Regions from separate parts of the Homo sapiens genome. Here region 2 is linked to region 1. Evidence: read pairs that join two places in POLR2A ChIA-PET (ENCODE). Cell type or tissue: GM12878. All regions are shown on one strand.

Evidence for each region. Peaks named below come from ENCODE experiments on the same cell type or tissue, not always from the same donor. Only the 100,000 strongest peaks of a DNase experiment are listed, where the experiment ranks them.
Region 2: POLR2A ChIA-PET joins it to region 1 with 6 read pairs; 3 of 35 experiments call an interaction of 5 or more read pairs at or near these places.

What each region holds. Positions count from the first base shown.
Region 1 is chr9:77,913,219-77,921,218 of GRCh38, reverse strand. The region is part of intron 2 of GNAQ (G protein subunit alpha q); the gene reads left to right. It overlaps LOC107987081 (a long non-coding RNA gene), which reads left to right and starts at 2,225. Exons shown (of 2, transcript XR_001746758.3): 1 at 2,225-5,870; 2 at 5,993-8,000. In GM12878, no CTCF peak of the experiment used is centred here; a DNase peak (open chromatin) is centred at 4,648.
Region 2 is chr9:78,014,695-78,022,694 of GRCh38, reverse strand. The region is part of intron 1 of GNAQ (G protein subunit alpha q); the gene reads left to right. Among named protein-coding and RNA genes, the nearest start is that of GNAQ, 13 kb to the left of the region's middle. In GM12878, no CTCF peak of the experiment used is centred here; no DNase peak of the experiment used is centred here.

The sequences.
Region 1 (8,000 bases):
CCTTCCCGTTAATCAATACATCCCCCATGGATGCAGTCTTTGCTCCTCAGGGATTTTAGATATGCTGATCCTATAAGTGAGCCTTGCCTTTTGTTGATAAAACACTGCATTTATACCTATAATTATTTTAGAGCCTTCAATAAGAAATTTTCATTCTCTCAGTACTTTTGATAAATCTACTGTGAAGGATATTTCCATTTTCCAAGATCAGTAAGCAATAGCAAGAAGTTGCAATGTCCAGTGGGACTCATAGATTTAACTCACAAAGTGAACCCACTGCTAAAATAAGGCAATTCTGTATACCTTTGCCTCTGTTACCATCCCAAGGCTTCTATAATAAAATACCAAATCATCTTAAAATCAGGCATTTGTTTTTCTTAGATGGTTCCTTGAAATTAACACTGGTTTCTTACCTAATTGATACTTTCATACCTGGTTTTCCGGTGGCAACAGGAATCTTTCCACAAATAACAAAAAGACCCTCCACAAATAATTCCTCCTGCTTTTATTTTCAAGGGTGAAAAAGAACTGTGCAAGTTTGTGAGCCCAGGAACATGGTAATTGAGCCAGAGTAAGCTGCATGGATATATCTAAGTAGTCTGAATTTGAAAGGATCAGGGTTCTCCCTGCCCCAAGAAATCTCAGTGGTTTCTGAAATCGTTAGCATGCTTGTTTCCTTGTAGTTGTAATTGTGTTGAGTTTGTTTGTTGTTTATTTTTTTAATACCAGCGAGTTTTCCAGTTTACGGTCAGTTAATAATATGATGATCTGATGAATTCTGCCTGACTTACCATGTGTGTGCTATTTGTTTTTTATATATACACACCACACTGCCAGTTTACACACTAAAATATAATCTCCCTGAATTTTATCCCCCAAAATCTTATTTCTTAGATGTTCCAGAAGAATCCTTCAGGACCTTGCCCTGTTTTAAGACAGGACCTTGCCCATATGAAGATCATTTATTATACAGTCATGTAGATGTTAAAGATGGGGTGGAATTTATGCCTTATTCATGTAACACATTGAAGAATATTTAACAAGTTATTTGAACTTTTCATGTCAATTCTTTTTTTTTTTTGAGACAGAGTCTTGCTCTGTCATCAGGCTGGAGTGCAGTGGCGCGATCTCAGCTCACTGCAATCTGCGCCTCTCAGGTTCAAGCGATTCTCCTGCCTCAGCATCCCAAGTAGCTGGGACTACAGGCGTGCACCACCATGCCCAGCTAATTTTTATATTTTTAGTAGAGACGGGGTTTCACCATGTTGACCAGGTGATCTTGATCTCTTGATTTCATGATCCGCCTGCTTCGGCCTCCCAAAGTGTTGGGATTACAGGCATGAGCCACCTCTCCCGGCCTCATGTCAATTCTAATTAAGTAGACATTACTGTGTTGAATACTATTCAGTTATAAATTGACATCATAAAACGTTACAATATATGAGTTTTCCTCAGATACCATAATTATCCTCATAAATCCTCCTACATATCATGACTTTAGTGTGATGACCTCCCAGTTTCCCATGTTTAACCACCTTTCATTCATATTACAAATGACTTTCACGTTTGTTTCTTTTTCTCTATATCATATACATGTTCTAAAGCGTCATTTTCACCTTGCTTCATCCATTAACTTTCTGAACTCTGCCCACTTGTTGCCTTTGTTTATGCTTGTTAAGGACATCATGTCTACTCCTTCCTGTTCAGCTCAGCTGCCTCTTCTTCCGAGAGTTCTCTGATAGCTTCCCAGCCCCTCATAGTGCTAAGTAATCCTACTGTTCTTTAGCATATCCATAGCGAAGTGTTTGTAATTGCCTAGCTTGTATTGATTATGGTGACTTGGATGTTGATCTTATTTTCCTCACTAGATTCTGAGCTCCTTGAAAGTCAGTCTTCATCAGTTCCATCTTTGCATTCATTCTTCATTGTCCCTGGCATTATATCTTGTACATAGTAAGTGCTCAAAAAATACATCTTTTTGAATAGGTAAATTATTTGTGGCCAGGTATGGTGACTCATACCTGTAATCCTAGCACTTACGGAGGCTAAGGCGGGCTGGTAGCCTGAGGTCAGGAGTTTGAGACCAGCCTGGCTAGCATGGTGAAATCCTGTCTCTACTAAAAATACAAAAATTAGCCAGGCGTGGTGGCACATGCCTGTAATCCCAGCTACTTGGGAGGCTGAGGCAGGAGAATCGCTTGAACCCTGGAGGTGGAGGTTGCAGTGAGCTGAGATCATGCCGCTACGCTGCAGCCTGGGCAACAGAGCAAGACTCCATCTCAAACAAAAAAAATTATTTGTGAGCTTAACAATTGAGAGTCTCCTCGTCTGCCCTAAACTTGTCGAAATGATTATTCAAATCAACAAATAACTCTTGAAATCTGTATGCATAAGGGAATAAATGCTATATACTGTCAGGGATACAGAAAAGTTTAATCAGGGCTGGGCAGAAATTTACAATCCAGAAAGGGAGAAGGGCAGATCTGAGGGAGGGGCACATTGGGGAGAAGGAATGGCTATAATAAATGATCAGAAGAAGGAATTTGCATGGGATGTAGAAATCTGCCAATTTAGCTTGAGTGGAATTCTTATAGAGGAGGACTAGAAAATGGTTTAGGATGTTTCATGAAAGATTTCACATGCAGGCTAAATTTGGATTTTATTTTCTTGTGTTTATTATTTTAATAATAATATTTTATGTTTTGGTTAGAGTTTTCTATGGTTACAAAGGTATATACTTTATAATTTATAAATAGTCTAAAGAATTTGGTGTATATTTGATTAACAGTTACATGGAGGTATCACATTCTGATTTATATTATTGTGACACTAAAGATATAAAATAAATAACTATTTTGGAAATTTGGCTTAAAAACATAACCATTTGGTTTTTAGTAAAGCTTCTCTGCACCCACCATCACATTGGCCATAATCTATAGTAGCATAAATAAAGATACTTTCTAATATTGTCCAGCATAACTTTGTACTTGCTTTTGAGCTCCTGTATTTTATAAAGCAAAACATGGCCTGTACATTATATGAGCTCTTCTGAACTGGGAAAGTGTTCAGTTTTGTTTGCTGTGAAATTGATTCTGGCTTTTGGAATGCCACCCCAGAGTAACTGAGGTTTCTGTTGCTCCTGCTTACTTGTTATTGCTTGAACCGAGAGTCCTGCCTGGTTAGCTGGCCGGAGGGTGCTGTGGTCAGGGGGAGTCCAGTTCACAGTCTCTGGACCAAATGGTGTGACATTGCATGCCCTTTGTCAACAGATTGCATAATTAGTAAGGAGCTTGTAATTGCACATTTTACCAAAAGAAAGATGAATTCTTCCCCGAGTGTGTATCTGTTGTCCTGTTCTTGTACTTTTTGCCAAACAAGCACTGTTTATAGGTGAGCTGCTTGGACTCAGCCCAGGTGAGAGAAGACATACGTCTTAGGACTTCTGAATAGTCTGTGAACTAGGGTTTGTTTATTCCTAAATATTATTTTGCATTTTCCCTGAACACAAATATTGATAACTAGTGATAAAAAGGGATTAAGTATTTGTCACTCGGTCAAATCAAAAGCCATATTTAAGGCTCTACTAGGTGCAAGGGCATTTGACTGTGAGATAACTGTGTCATTTCTTAGTTTACAAAAGAAAGAATTTTTATCCCTGTTATTTTATGGCTTCCTTTTTTTTTTAAGTTTATTATTTTAAAACTTTTACTTTAGGTTCAGGGGCACATGTGCAGGTTTGTTTATAGGTAAACTCGTGTCATGGGGGTTTGGTGTACAGATTATTTTGTCACTCAGGTACTAAGCCTAGTACCCAGTAGTTATTTTTTCTTACCTTCTTCCCCCCCACCCTCCTTCCGCCCTCTTTATACCGATGTGCTTTTCTGATGGATCTTTGCTTTGGTGTTGAAATCAGCTCTTAATTAAAAAGGAAAGGATATAAAGTGCCTGTGTTTATGTGGCCAAGGAACTGTCTTTGAGTTACAGCTGAGGGAGTGGATCTCAGGGTTTGGAATCCTTGATTTTTTACTGTCTGAACTTGGCAGTTGGGGTTCTTCCTGCGTTGCCTGTTACTAGTTATTTCATATTTGTTTGCCTTATTTTCTCAGATTGAAAATTATCTTACAGTAAGCAAGCTTCTTCCTTTATAATTCTTTATCTCCTCCGTAACATGCCAGACATGTTGTAGAAGCTTTTGTTTATTGAGTGAATTACTCCAGATAGCGGATCATAGTATCCTTTGATAGTTGGCTTATAATCTCTATGAACTGTGAAATAAGGGTGGTATTGTGGCAATTTCAAAGTATTGATAGGCCATTGCTCTCTTTGCCAGTCCTGGGAAGAGAAAAGAATCTGATACAATGCTTCTTCATGTAGTGAATTTTAAGACAGTTGTCTAAGAGAACTCCGCCTCACCTTGGGCCAATGTTGAGTGGACAGTTGCACCTTTTTTTTTTTGTAAACCAGTTTTTCCTTTTAGACTTGAAAGTCCTGATAACCAGGGCTTATTTAGCACCTTGGCTGCAGCTGTCTCTGACAAACTAGCCAGGCGTTTTGAGGCCTGACACCTGTGTTTCCCTTTCGCCTAGCATGGAGGGGTTATGAGAGGATGTATTGCTACAGTGCCTTTTGTCCTCTCTAAGCAATTCTGAGAAAGAACTTGTCACAGGAAAGTACCTCGTTAAACACATTTGACACTTTCTGAATTTTCTGTACTTCCTGAATAATCCAAGGTCCCAGAAGCCATTTTTCATTTTCCTGAAAAATGTAGCCAGGATTCTGGAAAACTTGCCAACTTATTGTTGCCCTTGATCAAGGAATAAAACATTACTACTTTGTGCAACATGAGTGAATTTTCTTAGTTTACAAAATGCCAAAAGGCTGATTTCATTTTAGTATTTCCCACCTAGATAATAAATACATAATAGAGGCAGAATTAATAAATACATATTCTTATCTACCCCTCTGAAGAGCTCTATCAGTCAAGGTTCTCTGCTTGCAAGCAACAGAAACCAACACTGGCTAACTTAAGCAGAAAATGAATTTATCTGAAAATGGACTCACTGGGAGAAGGGAGTAGAAGCTGAAGGATGGCCTCTTAGAAACTAGGGCAGGCTCAGAGAACTCATCTGTGAAATGGATGAACTCTGGCCATTTCCAATCTTCTGTCACCCACCTAAGATTCAGATTTCTGGGAAAAAGTGCCGATTTGGAGCAGCCTGGATTCTGTGCTAAGTCTTTAGACAGGGGAAGGCTCAACAATATGATTGACAGCCCCTGAGGGAAATCTGGGTACAGTTGGTGGAAGAAGGGGAATGATGGTGTTACAAATTACACATCTTCACTGCAAAAATACACAGCGTGAAAAATAAAGTGACACATGGATTCTCCATAGAAGCAAGCCCTCTGATTTTACTGTTTGCTAAGTCTTTGTTAAAATAAAATTTCTTATTCTGGAGTGGAAAGAAGTAAAGGGGTTAGTGACTTAGTTATATACGAAGTAGCTAGCTGAATTTGACTCTAAGGATTGAATATAATAAGCTTGGGATTATCCCATTTCCACACCACCCCCACCCCCGCCAGCTTCAATTGTTTTAACTCTCTAAGCCTTGAATTTCTCCATCTGTGACAAATAGTAATGGGATTATTTCAAGGGTTAAATAGATAATGTATGTGAAAATGTCTCATAAATGGTTTTTGAAAGTTTTGAAGTTATAAGAGGAATTGTCATTATGTAGAGAATGAATACTACTAACCTTCCATCTTTTTAAAGAATAAAACAAAAAAACAATGTGACCAGATTTAGGAGGTATTTAAGGAAAACCTCAGAGTCACTTCAGAGTGACAGTCATTGAAATGGGATACTAAAAGAGGTACAGAAATAAAGAATAAAACAAAGAATAAAACAAACAATGTGACCAGATTTAGGAGGTATTTAAGGAAAACCTCAGAGTCACTTCAGAGTGACAGTCATTGAAATGGGATACTAAAAGAGGTACAGAAATCTCCTTATCTGGCTGTGTTCAAAATAGAATGTATTTTTAACATGTGAATTTCTTTAAAGCACTTTTGCTAAAATAAAGCTAGGAATGTACTAGACAACCTCTAAAATTCTTCTCAACACTGTTTTTCTTCATGTTGATTTTCTCATTCTGAAACTCTAAAAAAGAGATGATGCTGTTATTAAAATTATTTTCTTATATTTTGAAGCTTTTGCCTTTCTTGAACTTTATCCATTCTACAGCACCTATGAAAAATTTTTAAAAAGACAATAAACAACAGATTTGCTTTGATAATGGTCTCCAGCCCAATAGAGATTTTTTTCTTTGTATCTAAATCCCATACGTGATTGTAATGATTACATCTATGTTGATTTTTTTTTTTTTTTTTTTTGGTGTTCAAAAGTAAAATATCAGATGAAGGTTTTTGTGGGTGACAGTGATTTTAATTGGATTCTTGGCCACAGGGTACCAAAACAGCCTATGCTTTTTCATAGGGAAACTTTCTACTCCTGCTTCTATAAATCTTTGAGAGTTTTCTCATCTTTTTTTTTTGTTTTGAGACGGAGTTTTGCTCTTGTTGTCCAGGCTGGAGTGCAATGGCACAATCTCGGCTCACCGCAACCTCCGCCTCCTGGGTTCAAGCGATTCTCCTGCCTCAGCCTCCCAAGTAGCTGGGATTACAGGCATGCGCCACCATGCCTGTCTAATTTTTTGTATTTTTTAATAGAGACAAGGTTTCTCCATGTTGGTCAGGCTAAATCTCAAACTCCCAACCTCAGGTGGTCCGCCCGCCTCGGCCTCCCAAAGTGCTGGGATTACAGGCATGAGCCACTGTGCCTCTTGGCTTTTTAATAGTCTAAAGGAATCTATGGACTTTTCATGGCCAATTTGATGAGTCAGCCACCTCTTTTTCTAAGATTGGTTTACTGCTTTCTCCCTTCTCTCCAGGACTCTTGGGAGTTGAATCACCATGGAGTCTCTGGTAACTATATCAACTTTCAAAATCCCTTTCTATAATTTCTTTTCTCTTTTAATATCTTGCAGATACTTCCTAGCCACATTTTCTTCTCCTCCCTTTATCTTTGCAGTTCTTTATTCATTTTATACCCATGACGGCCATGTAAAAATAGCAGATGAATATGAGATATTTAAAATTCCTTGTTTTCTTGGCTAAAGTTAATTCGTAATCCCAAGGCATGCCATATTGCCTTTCTAGGATGTACATCTAAGTTCATTTTCATCAGAGGAGGGTTCTGAAACAAAGGAAGACTTCAGCAGTGGACTGAGACTGATATTTTTTTCTTTTTCGATAATAAAAATTTCAAAAAAATACAGAAGAGTGCACACAACATCAGTATTGAGTCGTGTGTGTTTTTCCATTGTCAATACATGTATATCTGGATTTTTTGATCTGGGTCAATATAACCATAACCTCAGAAGATTCTTCATGCTCCCTTCCAGTCAATACTCCCAAGTTCCGAAGGATGACCACTATCCTGACTTCTGGTAACGTAGATTAGTTTTGTTAGTATTTGATCTTGGTATGAATGAAGGCATACAAAATATATATTCCTTTGTCTCTGGTTTATTTTACTCAACATTGTGTTTGTGGAATTCACCCACGTTGTTAACTTGTAATTCCTTTATTCTCATTGCTATGTAATAGCAGTGCCTCACAGAACTTTCTGTGGTGATAAAAATGCTTTCTATCTCTTCTGTCCAATACAGTCGCCACTAGCTGCATGTGACTATTGAGTTGTGAAATGTGCCTAGTGTAACTGAGGAACTCAATTTTTACTTTCATTTAATTTTATTAATTTACATTTAAATTTACATGTGACCAGCAGCTACTGTACTGGACAGTACAGTTGTATGACATTTTATTTTATAAATATGCTATAATTTGTTATAATTATATATATATAATTATATCCTATTATAAATTTGGGCATTTCTGGCTGATAAAAATACTGCAAATATAAACATTCCTGTACCTGTCTT
Region 2 (8,000 bases), 100 kb before region 1:
ATACAAGATGACTTTAATTTTTGTTCAGTTTGCCTTTAAAAGATTGCCAGGTTTAACTCTCTTGTCTCTGTAACTCTTGTGATATATTTTTGAGCATTGGTAAGACATGTAATAATTTAAAAACAATGGCAGACTAATTTTGTGAAAGTTTTTTATTTTTTATTTTTGGCTAAATAAGCACCTTTTATGGCTGTGCATTTTGGATTCGTTACATATATCTTTTCTAAAATCTGTGACTGAAAGTGGGGTGAAGTATTCCTGCCCTGCTTACTGAATCTTTTTTTCCCACATAACTAACCTCAGGGTATTTTGATCATTTGCTTTTTCTATAAAAACCTGTAGAATGAGGAGATTGCAGCAGATGATCTCTAAGGACCATTTGAACTTTGAATTTTTTTCTCCTTCCCCTTTGCAGCTTTGGCGTCTCGGCCACTTTCTGCCCAAACTCACCCCTGGATGAAGGGTCTAAGCTTGCTGCTGTCTCCAGCAGTGATGGGCTCTACTAGGAGGCATTGCCAGGTCTGGTGGGCTCCTTCGGGTTGGCCTGGCTCTTCTCTTTGACCTCTGTAATAACTCTGAGTGCCCTGCAGTGGGGAGCACTTTGAGGGGGGCCTGTGAATGAAGCCTTAGCAAGTCTGTCCAGAGCTCCCCTGGTGCCGCCTGGCATGCTGCTGATAGTTTGCAATGTCTTCACAAGAAATGGTATCAGAAACCTCCTGTCATATCAGCATGGGTCTCTTGCTTCCTGCAGGAAGGGCGATATCCTGGGAGGCACAGAGGTGGAGCCCGAGAGACGCAGTGTTCCAGCGCTGCTCGGCTCAGGACTGGGTCTTTTCTTCCGTATCCTCAAGCAGCTTCCTTTGACTTACTACTTCTTTTTGTTTGTTTTTTCTTCATTGGGCTTTAAGCGTTGCTTCTCTTTAGTGTATGTGTGACTGAAGCCAAACACAACATTGCTTTCCCTTTGCCTGCAAATAATCTTGTTGCCCAAGCCCATCTCTGCCATTTTCAGTGACAGCTGGCTGGCCAATGAGCCTGAGCACTGGGAATGCCCAGCAGGGCACATCTAGGGGGCTGCTTTATATTTGGAGCTAGCAGGTCTCTTTTCTAGGGCTTTCCAGGAAAGATTTAGAATTAAACATTGGATGGATTTTGTGTGTTCATTTCTTTTTCCATCACTGTGCCTTTATTTTCTTGGGGCTTTCATTAAAAGCAGAAAAACAGATAATGGTAGAAACATCTATAGCATGCATACAAAGAAGTAAAAGATTTTTATAATTTTTTGCCTTAAAATATATCTAATGCTGTGGCCTCTGAGCCATTCTCAGTTGGTATGACCATGATCAGAGAAACCTTAAGAAATCAGCTTTGCCAGGTGTGGTGGTTCACGCGTGTAATCCCAGCACTTTGGGAAGCCAAGGCAGGCAGATTGCTTGAGCCCAAGAGTTCGAGACCAGCCTGGGCAACATGGTGAGACCTGGTCTCTACCAAAAATACAAAAATTAGCTGGGCGTGGGTGCCCATGCCTGTGGTCCCAGTTACTTAGGAGCCTGGGTGGTCAGGGCTGCAGTGAGTTGTGATCGTGCCACTGCACTCCAGCTTAGGTAACAGAGTGAGACCTTGTCTCAAAAAAAAAAAAAAAAAAAAAAGCAGCTTCCTGTGTTCCTCGTTTGCATTCTGGACAAAGACTCTGTGGCCAAAGAAAGAGCAGCTGGACTCTCATGCTAGTTCTGGAGAAATGTAAGAAAAGCTTAATTCCACTGGAGGTGCCAGGCAGGCAGTTGGCATTCCTAGGCCCACTTTACTCCTGGCCCAGGGCCTTCTCCTCATCAACTTATCAGCGTTGGGCTTCCTTACCTTGACCTCACATTTGCAGTTGAATGAGTGCCAGGGAAAAGAACAGACATAGGGTAAAGTAGAGTAATAGGGAGTCCCGTGGGGCTTGGAAGGGCAGAGGGTGTTGTTGCCAATAGGGGTAGCGCCATTGTGTCTTTGCTGGGCTCTGGAGAGAAGGAGAGAAGAGCAAAGGAGAGGTGCCTGATGCCTTGGATTGATGTTCTCAATCAGGAAGAGCCAGACCAATGCTGCCTCTTCTGGCCGCCTCCACCATCCTACCACGTGTTTTCATCCTCATTGTCACATCCACTGTGCCCTTCCTCACCCAGATGGTGGGTTGGGAGATGAGCAAGTAAGTGTAGACGCCTTGGTGGAATGGGAGTAGTTTGTGTTGCATGTACTCATTCCTGTCCTTTTGTTCCCAGAGGTGGTTAAATAGGTGAGCATAGAACTCTCATGAAGCTGTGTCCCGAGAAAAACCCTTGACAGAGTATAAAGAAAATTTGCAACATGTTTCCTCCATGTTTTTTTTTCTGTCAGCTGTTTCAGGTGATAGAAATGCATCTATTACTGTTTTGAGAACTCTGCTAATCCTGTGATGTGTTATGAGATGTCTCTTGAGACATCCTTGCTCAGGAAATCTGCTTTTGCTTGGCTTGCATCTCCTATAGTAAAATGGCTCTCAGTTTCCCACGGCAATAAATAAATAAGCAATAGCATGAGATATTCTTGCCAGGTAGATTCATGCAAAGTGGAGGCATGTAATGTAGAAATAACACCTTTTAGCTGAGAAAAGGCACCTATCAATTGGATGTATTCTCTTGTGTCTTTTTCATGTTCTGGGCCATTACATCCAAGCCTAAGAGCAGACTTTTTCCCTAGGATTTTTAAAGGTTCCTAAAGTCTCTTTTCTTTCTTTTTTTTTTTTTTTTTTTGAGATGGAGTCTCACTCTGTCACCCAGGCTGGAGTGCAGTGGCGCAATCTCAGCTCACTGCACCCTCTGCCTCCCAGGTTCAAGTGATTCTCCTTCCTCAGCCTCCCAAGTAGCTGGGATTACAGGCGCCTGCCACCATGCCTGGCTAATTTTTTGTGTTTTCAGTAGAGACGGGGTTTCACCATGTTGGTCAGGCTCCTCTCAAACTCCTGACCTCAGGTGATCCACCCATCTTGGCCTCCCAAAGTGTTGGGATTATAGGCTTGAGCCACCGCACCTGGCCTAAAGGTTCCTAAAGTCTCTAATTATGACCGACATTCAAAATGAAGCTGCATATGTTTTGGTTAATTTGAATAATTTTTAATAATTTGAGAGAAAAACTCAGTAGTGCAGAAACAAAAGGTACTTGAAATGAACCTTTATATTTTTATTTATCAATTACATTCTAATGGTCCAAGAATTAATGAATTGGCAAGCACTATCTCCTATTGGAGTCAAGTTTGGCTCTGACATGGAGTCTGGAGGTGGAAGGTTCTTGCTGTCTTTCAGAGCTAACGAATGGGTGTCCTCTGAACATTCTACCTTCTCCTGTTTTGCCATGGGTTACCATCTAAGATGTTATCCAGATCACGTTAGAAACGATTACAAATTTTGGGCACATACCACTTCTTGTAGTAATGAGTCCCATGCATTTTCTCATCTTATATGGGAGAAAATACCTGTATATTGCTTTATCATTTTCAGAGAAACAGTTTGTGTTTCCTTATCCAATACATCTTGGTAAAGAGTGGCATTTTAATGGAGGAAATTACAGGACTTCATCAATATTTCTTTAGGGAAATCCTGATTCAAAGTATATTTTCATGAAAATCACTAGCTCTGTCCTTTGAGAAACGTATTTTTTGTAGGGCTTTCTACTCTAGGCCATGCTTGTTATGAGAACAGATTCTTCTGCAGCGGGTGGGAGGATGTTTCTAAACCCCTGGAGTCTACCTATGAATTGCTACTCAAATTACAGTGTATCCATCTCAGAATTAATGTGTTGTGCATGCCTAGTCCTTACTTGTGGGTTGACACAATGATTTCTATTAAAAATATTCTTTATGTTTTATACTATAATGTATCCTTAAGCAGTATGCTGTGGCCTGAATTTACCTTGTCTTTTATTCTCTTTTTGGAATGAAATAAGAGCACTTGAGATACTGTCATTTGGTGGTTTGGTTGTTTGTAAAATAGTAAAAAAAAAAGTTTGGTAAGGAGAAAAGCTATTGTGCTTAATAGACAGTCCAAGTTTGAGTCGAGAAGAAATGTTTATTTTCTTCCACTTAATGTTCTGACATTCTTAAGAAATACATTATGTTGTTTTCATGCTAGTCTTTGAAAGAATGACAACCCACATTCTGTTATTTAATTACATTATTTTTTATAGCCTGTTTTTCAGTGATTTTGAAATTTTACAAATAATGCAAGTTTTTTGCACAAAATTTAATAAAACTTTTTAAAATATTCATAAATTTATCAAAAATATACCAGTCTAAACTAAGAACCATGCTCTTTTTGCACATTCCTTTATAGTCTGTTTTATTTTTATGTTTTTTACATAGATGTGATCATACTGTACAACTTAACATTAGGTTGTAAGCATTTTTTATGTGGCTATGTAGACTTCATATTAACATTTGAAAAGACTGTATAAGATTCTTTTGAGAGGATGTATATTGTTTACTTGTTTACTCTTTTTTTTTTGTACATTTAGGTTTCTCCCAATGATTTCATTTTAAAAATAATGCTGTGATGAAGTTCTTGGTGGAGATAGCTTTTTAAAACATGCACACACATAATTTTGTTAGAATAGATTCATGGAAATGTTATTTCTAGGTCTGAGGATATGAAAAATTTTACAACCTTGGTTATACACACCCAAAACATATTCTGAAACGATTGTATACAGTTTCCAGCATCATGAACAATATTATTAGAATATCAGTAAGTTAGGAGGCAAAAATGGTACATAATTCTAAACTTTGCATTGATCATTAGTGAGAATGATCATTTCCCCATGTTTGTTTCTAGTTGAATTGCTTCTTTTGTGAATTGTTTCTTCATTTCCTTTGCCTATTTTTGAACTCCAAACCTACAAATGAAATTAGCCTTTTGTCATTTTTATTGCCAAAAACTTAACCCCAGTCTGTTGTTTTCCTTTTGTTTTGTATTATTTGATACAGAAGTTTTTAATTACTATCAAGCCAAAACTGTTGATCTTTTGCTATTCTGTTTTAAAATAAAAATCATGATCTGCTTTAGATATTCCATGAAAGCTAGATTTACTGCCATTGTTATGGACAAAACTAGATTGAATGTAGTGTGTTATACATCTCTGATGTATGGTTCTTTTTCTTTCAAAATGAAGGTGAAATGTACATACAAGTTTCAGTGTCACAGATGACACAGCATAAGCTGTTCTATGTGTAATTGGATTTTTTTCATTCAGTAATATGTAGGATGTCTTGCCATGTTAATATAAATCTTTTGGAACATATTTATGGCTGTTTAGTGTTTCCTCCGTGCATTTTGAATCATACAGTGCTGTGATGCAGCTAGTTTGTACCTGCTCACGAAAGCCAGTTTTGATCATTTTTTTGTCTCAACTTTACATTTAGTGACCGAACTTTGGTAGCTTGAAATCAGACATGTTGCTAGGGTTTACACCACAGAAATTGGCAGATACAGATTAGGTCTTACTCCCATCTCTGGAAGAACTAATTGTTAAATATCAGCACAGTACCATTTATACCTGATACCTTTTAATGAATATTTACTTTGATTCTATTAAGAAAATGTTATAATCAGTGCTACAGTGAACATTGTTGGGTATTTTTGCACGCTGTATGATTCTTTTCATGCACATTTTTTAGAGTTTGATTATCAGCCGTTTTGGTCCATAACATAACATAACATAACATAACGTAACGTAACACAACACATAACAGTTTTAGCTGTCCTTGGATTATGTCTATTTAATGGGTTAAAAAAAAGACATGTCTTTGTTGTGTTTATTTGCATTTTATTGAATCAGTATTCATTTTACAGTTTTTATTTTCTAAACTGCTTACAAAATATACTAACAAAATTACAAAACATGCCTACAAAAATAATTAACAGATGCCTGAACTTATCATTTGAATTAGATTTTCTATCACTTTTAGCTTTCACTTTATTTCTGTATTTCTTTTTTTTTTTTTGAGACAGAGTCTTGCTCTGTCGCCCAGGCCGGAGTGCAGTGGCGTGATCTTGGCTCACTGCAACCTCCGCCTCCCGGGTTCAATCAGTTCTCCTGCCTCAGCCCTCCCGAGTAGCTGGGACTACAGTAGCTGGGACGCCTGGCTAATTTTTTGTATTTTTAGTAGAGACAGGGCTTCACTGTGTTAGCCAGGATGGTCTCGATCTCCTGGCCTCGTGATCCGCCCACCTTGGCCTCCCAAAGTGCTGGGATTACAGGTGTGGGCCACTGTGCCTGGCCTAATTTATATATTTCTAAAACTTTGATGGTTTTCTTTATGGAAAGATGGAGTGCCCTAGGACAAATGTCTCCAAGGGGGAAAAGAACAGAACTGATAAGATTAAATGATAGGTTTGGCTATATGCAGAATTGTTCTGAAGCGCAACAGTTTTAAATGGTGATGAAGTCCAGTTTATCTATAAGAATTGCTTCTGCTTTTTGGTCTCATATGGAAGAAACCATTGGAAAAATCCAAGGTCACAAAAATTTACGTCTCTTTTCTACTAAGAGTTTTGTAGTTTTAGGTCTTACACTTTGAGTTGATTTTTGTATGTGGTGTGATGTGGGGTTTCAACATAATCCTTTGCGTGTGAATATCCAGTTGTCCCAGCACCATTTGTTGAAAAAAACGTATTCTTTTCTCATTGAGTTGTCTTGACATTCTTGTTAATTTTTCTTATCTTTATTACTTTTTTCTTGGAATTTTTCTAAGTTTATTTTTTACTTTTTCTTGAATCAGAATTCTTAGATTATTTTAAAAAATATTTTCTCAATTTGAATTAGTAGTGTTTAAGGCTTTGCATTTTATTACATGTCCCTATGTAGCATTCTTATCCTTTTACAGATATTCTAAAATTACAATTTTTATTTTTGTTTTTGAACCAAGATTGTTTAATATAGTTTAAATTTTTCAAGTGGTTGTAGTTTTTTTTCAACCTTAGTTATTTATTCTGAGGTCATTTTGATAGAATGTGGTCTGTACTGTTTCTACTTTTTGGAATTTATTGTAGTCTAATATATATAGTCAATTTTTGTTTTATGGGTACATAAAATGCATATGTGTGTTTGTCTTAAAACCATAAATATATGTGTATTATTTAATTTTATGACTGATATTTGCTGCTAATCTGCTTCCTTATATTGTGTGTGAATCTGCCAAGTACTGAGAATTTTGCAGAAGTCTTCCATGACTCTGGTGTTTGTGGCAATTTCTCCTATTCCAGAAATTTTGCTCTATGTAAGTACAGTTATGTGTTGCTTAACAATGGGGATACCTTCTGAGAAATTTGTGGCCAGATGATGTTGTTATTGTGTGAGCCTTGTAGAGTGTACTTACACAAATCTAGATTGTATAGCCTACAACACACATATAGGCTATGTGGTAAAGCCTATTGTTCCCAGGCTGCAAACCTGTAAAGCATGTTATTGTACTGAACGCTGCGGGCTTTTGTAGCACAGTGGTAAGTATTTGTGTATCCAAACATATCTTAACATAGAAAAGGTTCAGTAATAAAAGATAAAATATGATACACATAGAGCGCACTTACCATAAATGGAGCTTGCAGGCTGGAAATTGCTCTGGGTGTCAGTGAGTGGTGAGTGAATGTGAGGGTCTAGGACATGACTGTACACTTTTGTACAACTGGCAGCTTGGTAGGTTTGTTACACAAGTATTACCACAAACATGTGACTAATGTGTTGCATTATGATAACTACGATGTCAGTAGGCGATAGGAATTTTTCAGCTCCATTATAATCTTGTGGGACCACAGTTATTTACGTGGTCTGTTGTTGACTGAAACATTGTTAATGTGGTGTAGGACTGTACTCTTTTATGAGGTACCTAAAAAACGTCGATGAGAATTAAAATTTTGTCATTACCGCATTACCTTTTATGTAAGTTAATGCTATTATATCTTGAACTCAGCATCGTTATTAATATTGTTCTG